2 separate regions of the Mus musculus genome follow, and region 1 is linked to region 2. The links are chromatin contacts, found by POLR2A ChIA-PET in ENCODE. All regions are on one chromosome and are shown on one strand. The core of a region is the stretch at or near the end of the contact, and the rest is flanking DNA. Distances in the headings are between cores, read along the strand shown. Region 1 holds the start of Nudt14 (nudix (nucleoside diphosphate linked moiety X)-type motif 14). Region 2 has its middle 18 kb from the start of 1700127F24Rik.

What was found. ChIA-PET counts read pairs that join two places held with the same protein, here RNA polymerase II (POLR2A).
Region 1: POLR2A ChIA-PET joins it to region 2 with 13 read pairs in Patski. The contact joins the promoter of Nudt14 here to the enhancer-like site in region 2. POLR2A ChIA-PET finds 5 or more read pairs at or near these places in 2 of 5 experiments (Patski and embryonic stem cell).

The regions. Positions count from the first base shown.
Region 1 is chr12:112,940,263-112,943,931 of GRCm38, forward strand. It overlaps Nudt14 (nudix (nucleoside diphosphate linked moiety X)-type motif 14), which reads right to left and starts at 1,880. Exons shown (of 5, transcript NM_025399.4): 1 at 1,729-1,880. The coding sequence starts at 1,809.
Region 2 is chr12:112,892,214-112,896,037 of GRCm38, forward strand. No RefSeq gene overlaps it. Among named protein-coding and RNA genes, the nearest start is that of 1700127F24Rik, 18 kb to the left of the region's middle. Within about 2 kb of position 2,250, at least 1 of the 3 ENCODE cell types and tissues checked has a DNase peak (open chromatin) inside an H3K27ac peak, as active enhancers do.

The DNA of each region.
Region 1 (3,669 bases), core at 630-3,129, 48 kb after region 2:
ATGACAGGAGAGTCTCACAGAAAGATTGACTTGAGACTGCAGGCAGAGATATCCTGAGAGGGTAGCAGCAGCCTGGTTTCTAGGGGGAGAAGAGAGCCAATGTCCTGGGCAGGGCAGGCTGCCCAGGAGGCCGTTGAAGCACCACCTCGAGAGGCGAGCCCAGGCCTGCCCGATATCCAGCCACCTAGGCAGGCTCCAAAGAAGGCTGCCTGCCCAGGCTGCAGTGAGCCTGTCTTGCCTACCCCAACAGCTTTCCTTCAGGGAGGTCACCCTAGGTGACTTACAAGGACCCTCTTGACTCAGGATCAAACACTTTGTCAGAGCTGTGGGTAGTAGGGCCAGAGATGCTGACATGGGCCTTGGGAGGGAGAGACAGTTCTAGAATGTAGCAGTGGGCACATTCTATACAGGGCCACTGCTGCTTTGGGGCAGTTAAAGGCTGCAGACCCCTACCATGGCAAACCCAGCCCAGCCCAGTATCCTTCAGTTCCCGAGGAAATGCTGCCTACCCTCCACCCCAACCCCCACCCCCCTCCCAGCTATGACTATGGCTATGGCGGGCCGCTGCCTGCTCAACTGAGCTCTGGTTACCAATGCCATCAGCGGAAATGTGCTGGTGGGATGCCAGCCAAAGCTGTAAAGCCACCCCACAGCACTTCCCAGGAAGTGAGGGCGAACGAACCAGCCTGGACCGTCCACAGCCCACCAGAACCCCAGGTCCTGGGTATGAAAGAGCCACATGGCTACCCCATGTCACCAGCCGAGGAAAGGGAAAAGAAGTGTGATCCCCCACACACACCCCGTGTCTCTACCCTTTGTTCCTCAACTGAACCCAGTTGCTCCCTCAAGCCTGTATTACCTCACTGCACTCTGGGAGAAGAATTCCCTAGCCTAGTGGGTAGGTGGAAAGGACCTCCACACAGCAGACACACCAGAGGCAAGGGAATTTGCAGGCTGGAGGCCACAACACTGGTGAGAGAAATGGAGTGGGAGAGCTGGGCAAACGCCAAGCCCTGGGCGGTCTGATCTAAGCTGAAACCCAGTCAGGGCTACATTGATCAGGTCAGGAAAATTGTGTATCAGACAGCATAGAGAATGGAAATGGGCAACGTGCCAGGGGCCTACTAGACAGGGCCATGCAGGGTAGAGGAGAAGGAAGACCATGGGGTAAGACGAAAGAGAAGAGGCAGCAAGTAGGTTCAACAAATGTTTTCTGTGTGCCTACTAGGTGCCCAACGGTGTCATGTGAGATAGCTATGTATGGCCCTGTTGTTCTGGGAGACAGACACCTGGGAGCTGCGAAAGACTGAGTTGAAGAGGTTTCTTCGTGACAGCAGACTTTCTGTTAAGGCTTGAAGGAGGAGCTAGAAAGAAGGCGCAAGGAGGGTATCTGCAATTGTGGGGTTCCCCAAGAGTTCTTCCTGCCCTGATCCAAGAGTTTTCCTGCCCTGATACCCAGAGTAATCAATGGGTCTAACTGCATAAAAGTATCGATGGGCGGTCAGAAATGGAGGGCCAGTCAAATCTTCCTCAGGAAAGAGCGATTCTCTTTGCATGTCCTTCCTTGGCCATTCCGGGTTGACCGACTGGCCGTCAGGACTGCAGGAGGGCGGAGCTCAAGCTCTGAGAATCCGCTCAGGGCGGAGTCGTGAGCTCGGGGGGCGGGGCCGGGGCCGCAACGCGGGGGGCGGGGGGAGAGCGCGGAGACACGCGAGTGGGGCGGATCACCTGGCGGTAGTGCAGCGTGAAAGGCCGCAGGTAGGGCGAATGGGCACAGAGGCCCACGGCCACCCCGTCGATGCGCTCCATGGTGGCGCAGAGCAGATTCTTCCGCGGATCGAAGCCGGCGGGCGCGTCTACGCACTTCTGGGCATGCCCAGTTCACACGCGGGGCGGGCCGGGGGGCGGGGCGGAGGGCGGGCCACAGAGTCCAGGTAGCACCTGCGGGAGTGCTGCGCGCGAGGGAGGCGCTTTCAGACAAGTCCCCAAGCCAGCATAAAGGGGAAGCGAACTGAGTAGGGTGGAGAGGGCTTCGTAGTATATGAAGCCTCCAACGGGTGGAAATCAGAGGGGATCACCGGGGTAGGTCAGCTGAGCGGGAGTCTGTTTGGCCGGGGTTAGCAACAAACTCACCCCCTTCCCAAGTCTGGGGAGCCAGGGCCCCCACTGAAGCGTACAGAAGGGGAGAATAGAAGACAAATCTGAAGAGAAAAGGCTGGTGAAGGAAGGCCCCGGGAAGAGCACTAGCCACACAGAGGCTGACCTGACCCTGTTTGAGAGAAAGTGCGACTTCCTGTCTCTGTTCTTCACAAAGGCCATGTTGCTGCACACATTTCACAACAGCTGTTCAGGGCCCCAGATCTGCTCCATCACTATGTCAATCCAGATGCATCCAAAGTTCCAGGCCACTCTAGATTCAAGGAGAGAGGACTTCACTATATGGGACACATGGTTCACAGAGAGCCATTCTTAAAGACTACACACACACACACACACACACACACACATACACACACACACACACACACATCCCTCTCCTAAAGTACTGAACTTTCCAGGCTTTGGCCTGGCCACCTAGTGTCCTGGAGGTCAGAGTGACTATCAACCAAGAGCTCCTCTAGTCCCCGAAACCAAAGCCCTCAGGTGTCTTCCTTTATTTCAGAGGCCTCCTGGCAGACTTTCTCCCTAGAGTGTGTGTAGACAATAGGGACCAGTCACAGAGTTCTCACTGCTATAACCAGTAGTTCAGGCAAAGGAAGATGTTAAAGGGCCCAGTGTCACTGGCCGGGGGCTACCTGTGCTCACTGGGCCTGCCTGAGAGGAAAACAGAAAGCCCCCACAACTCTACAGATCATTGTAGGGGGAAAGTCACATTTGAATGTTAGTATAAACTGAGGTGAGTAGAGTTTCTGGGATCCCTGGGCCACAGGAAAGGGCTACCTGTGTGCAGGAGCAAGAAATATGTCTGTCCAAGGGGCTTTGGCCAGGGCCCAGAGTGGTACTGTTAGATAGCTGATCATTGTCCCCATGGGAGCAATGCAGGAGCCTGGATGGAGAGGGGTTTGTCAAAAGTGGGTGGGGTGAGGTGGGAAGGCACCATGCTGCCAATGCCCAAGACTTAGAGAAACCATCTCTGTGTTCGGCAAGCCGTTTCCTGGAGTTCCAAAGACCCCGTTGAACACATGTCCAGGACAGTGCAGACATCATGAGACACGAGGCCACAAGTCAGCGTTATTACATCTGCTGTCTTTCAGCAAGACAAACTTCTATAGAGTCAGTTCAGGATGCTGGGACTCCAACACAAGGTCCCTGGCTGGGATTTGGGTGTCTCCAGACTTGTCTCTCAGATCCTAGAAAGTCCCACTCTGGCATGTGGTCTATCCCCTACCTTCAAAACATTGTTGGCTCCCTGCTCTCTGACATTCTGCTGGTGGTCTCTGGACTCTGCCTCCATCCTTTCAGGACAATATGATCACATCTGGGGGCCCTCATAACTAGGGCCACCCTCACCTCAGGCTCCTTAAGCAGTCACACCTACATTTCTCTCTGCCTCTTTGGGCCCCATGTGAACACAAAGCAGGCACACAGTAGGGCAGGTCCTATACCCAGAGAGCTGTTGGGCACAGATGGTCTGACCTCTGCTGGCTCAGGGATAGAAAATGCTTTTGG
Region 2 (3,824 bases), core at 1,000-3,499:
ATGCAGATACTTTTAAATGGCAAAATTAATAGAGAAATGCAAATCAAAGCACTAGGAGATGCCACATTGGCCTCAGGGGAGTGGCTTTGGGAAGAAGATGTCGGTGAGGACTAGGGAGGCTGAACAGAGAGAAGTACTTGTGCTGCTAGAGGGGCAGTGGTGGCACAGAAGCTGCTCTGGAGCCTTCTGCAGATCCTTCCAACGGGAAGCACTGATTTTGCACACGAACCAACAATTACACGCCTAGATATTGAGAAAGGAGAGATGAACATCTAGGCCTACAAAGTCTCATTCATGAACATTCATAACTATATTGTCAATGATCACCCAGACTGGAGTGTCCTCAAGTGTGCTTCTCCTGATGGACAGTGTCTGGTCTGCCACACAACAGCCTCCAACAAGGTCCTGGTCCTGGTGCCACCAATCATTATCCCAAATTAAATCTAAAAGGCAGCCCCCCCCAGGAAGAACAATAATATCAACCAACCAGATCCCCCCCCCCGAGCTCCCAGGGACTAAACCACCAACCAAAGAGTACAGATGGGGGGGCGGACCATGGCTCCAGCTGGATATGCAGCAGAGCATGGCCTTATCTGGCATCAATGGTAGGGGAGCCCCTTGGTCCTGTGGAGGCTCTATGACCCGGGTAGGGGAATGCTAGGACACTGAGGCAGGAGTGGGTGGGCAGGTGGGGGAGCACCCTCATAGAGGTAGGGGAGGGGGATAGGATAGGGGGTTTGTTGAGGGGAAACTTGGAAGGGGGTAACATTTGAAATGTTAATAAATAAAATAACCAATAAAGATTTAAAAAATAAATATAAAAGGCAATGATTCCGTTCATACAAAATATCCAAGGCTGTGGTTGGCAGCAGGGGTGGGGTAAACTTAACAGCAAAGCCGAGTCCAATGCTGGCAAAGCCCTGGTTGCTCTGACCATGTCCTTAGGACACAAACGAGGCTGACCAAGCTATGCTGGACAGTTACTCTTTGCATATGTGTGAGAGTACACTCTGGGGGTCTGGGCCCATTTCTCACCTGAGCATGCAAGCCCAGCCTGACTCTATGGTCTGGACCATGGTTCCAGAAAGAGGGAGGCCAATGGGAAGGAGCATCAAGCCTGGGAGTTCTTTGGCTACAGCAGGTGAGGGAAGCGGGGGAGTGAAGAATGAGATGGAGTCGCCTTTGCATGGCCCGGGTCAGGCTATGCCAGAAGCTTCAGGGGCCAGGGAGAGCAAAGGTGAGGTCCTCAGGCTAACACAGGACTCCTGGAGGACTTATAGCATGGAAAGCCCTGGGGCGGTTCACTATTTCTGGAGAAGGTGAGGGTAAAGGGAGAGGAGGAGGAGGAGGAGGAGAAGAAGAGGGGAGGAGGAGGAGGAGGAAAGGGGGGAGGAGGAAGAGGAGGAGGGGGAGGAGAAAGAGGAGAAGGAGGAAAGGGAGGAGGAGGAAGAAGAGGAGGGGGGAGAGGGGGGAGGAGGAAGAAGAGGAGGAAGAAGAGAAGGAAGAGGAGGAGGAGGAGGGGGAGGGGGAGGAGGAGGGAGAGGCGTCAATCCAGAATAGACATCCTGAAGGCAGGACCAGGCTGATTCCCCAGCCATGGTGAACTTCTAAGTGGTGGGCCAACCTCTTTCCCTCTTTGTACCCCTAGAGGCTGAGGGGAACTGGGGCATCCCAGACTAGGCTGACTGAATTCCAGCTATGCCTAAGTAGAAGGAATCACACAGAATTGCCACCATGTGGCTGTTTAGACTGAAAAAAAAAAAAAAGCACTTTCACATGGTTCATCCTGACAGAACCAAAGACCACCTAGTTGTGAAAGTCAGAGGGACCCATAAGGACGTGCATGGGCGGGCCAGCAGTGTGAAGGGGGTGGGAGTCCGTGGTCCTCATTTCTTGCCATTCCTCCATAGGTGGAAGCTCTTGGTCAGGCAATTCCAGTGCTCTTGTGCCCGCCTACAATGGGCTACATGTAGGCCATGCAGGCCATGCAGGCCATGCAGATGGGGACTCTCTCCTGGCACTTCTTAGCCCTGCTGCTGATGCTCAGGCACCCCACAGGGCTGCTGTGGTGGGGGTGCAGGAGGAGGATGCTATCATCTCAGAACTCTCCTGTGACAGGCTTCAACTGGTTGGCTTCAGAGCCGAGCTCTCCTGTGTATAAATCAGAAAACAGCTTTGGAAGCGATTTGGCAGCAGGGATTCTAAATGTTCTGTGACCTGCAACCCAGCAATTTAGTGTCTAGGAATTTAAACAGCAAATTGGCCAGATGACTCAATCTCCACCAATGGAGCTTGGGCTGTTTCTCAAAAGCAGAGACAAGCAAGAGAAGCCAGCCAGGCTGCAGGATACAAGGTTAGTGGGGGTGAAGGACTCAGTGGGGAGAAAGAAGAACATTGGGGAAAGATCCGATGCCAGTAGCAGCCCGGGGACGAGGGTGACGGACATGCTCTGCCTGTCAGCAGAAAACCACAAAGCATGAGCTGAGCATGACGGAGGGTGAGACTGTATGACCTATGCCATGTAGCCTTGCATGGGAACAAACACATGTAAAGAGAACAGAGAACCAAGCATAGGGGAAGCCCGGGACCACTGCTCTTGTTTCTGCGTGGTGGGATGAGAGTCCCACCCCACCCCCGACGCTCACACAGTCTCTGTACTTTCCTGTCCATTCACAGTTCTCCCCAAATGAGCAAGTGCTACTTTATAATTGGAAATGAGCGAGCTAATTTTAAAATCAGCACGGCATTACTGGGAGAAAGCCACAGAGTAGAGAGAGGACCAAAGCTCTCCGGCAGCTCAGAAGACTGGGCTTGCTAAAGTGTCAGTCAGCTCAGAAGTCCATCTCTGCAGAACACCAGCCCTGCAAGATCCCAGCAAGGGCTGCAGCCACTCAGGAAATCAAGCAGACACTTCTCATAAAGCCAAACAGGAACTTCCTCCTACCAGCAGCAAGGCACTGACCAGGAGGAAGCAGCACCACTGTCCTGGAGCTGGAGAGAGGAACCGTGAACTTCAGGACTCTCCAGAGCAGAGGTTTGAGAATGTGGGATTGGGGAAGCAGGCTGTTGGTGGCTTCTCAGCCAGGACTCTTCTGGAGCCTGTCGGGAGGATACCCCTCTTTCATGAACTTTGTTCATCCGAGATTCACCAGGTTATCACAGCTTGTGATGCTAGGCATGTCATAGACCCCGTGGTGAGAGAGAAGGGAGCCATTTACAAAGTCCAGAGCATTGGGTTGGCCTGAGTACCTGCCCTCAGGAAGCAGCTGCCAATCAGAGAAGTGCCCAGTTCCACCCCCAATCCAGGAACACAGGCTGTAGTGGTGTTCACCAAGGCTAAGCCATTTGCTGGGCATCAGGACATGTCTTCTGCATGAGTGTCACCACCACAGCACTGTCGGCTTGTTAACTGCGGTTCTCTTGCCTGCTCATCATGGCCAACGTGAGCAAGACTGACAAGCCTGTCGAAAGGCAACACAAAGTCCGCAGAGGCAGAGGCAGCCTCAGAGTCATGGAGGACAGAAGTGCAGGAGAATCAGACAGGAGCTCCTGCCGAGGGATCCAGCTGGGACACAGAGGCTAAGGTCACGTCCAATGGAGGAAGTGGTGAATGAGCCCAGCAGGCAATAAGAGTGTAGAAGCAGAGTCCCAGGAAAGGGTCTAAAGGAACACAAAGACCCAAGCCACCCTGATGGAAATGAAGAACACCCATGACTGGCTGTGTGACTGCACACAGCTGAGAAAAGGCTCTCCCAGCTCAGGGCCATGGCAATAGAAACTGAAAACAAGAACCATGTTTGATGGTGCCAGTCATCCTAGCGCTT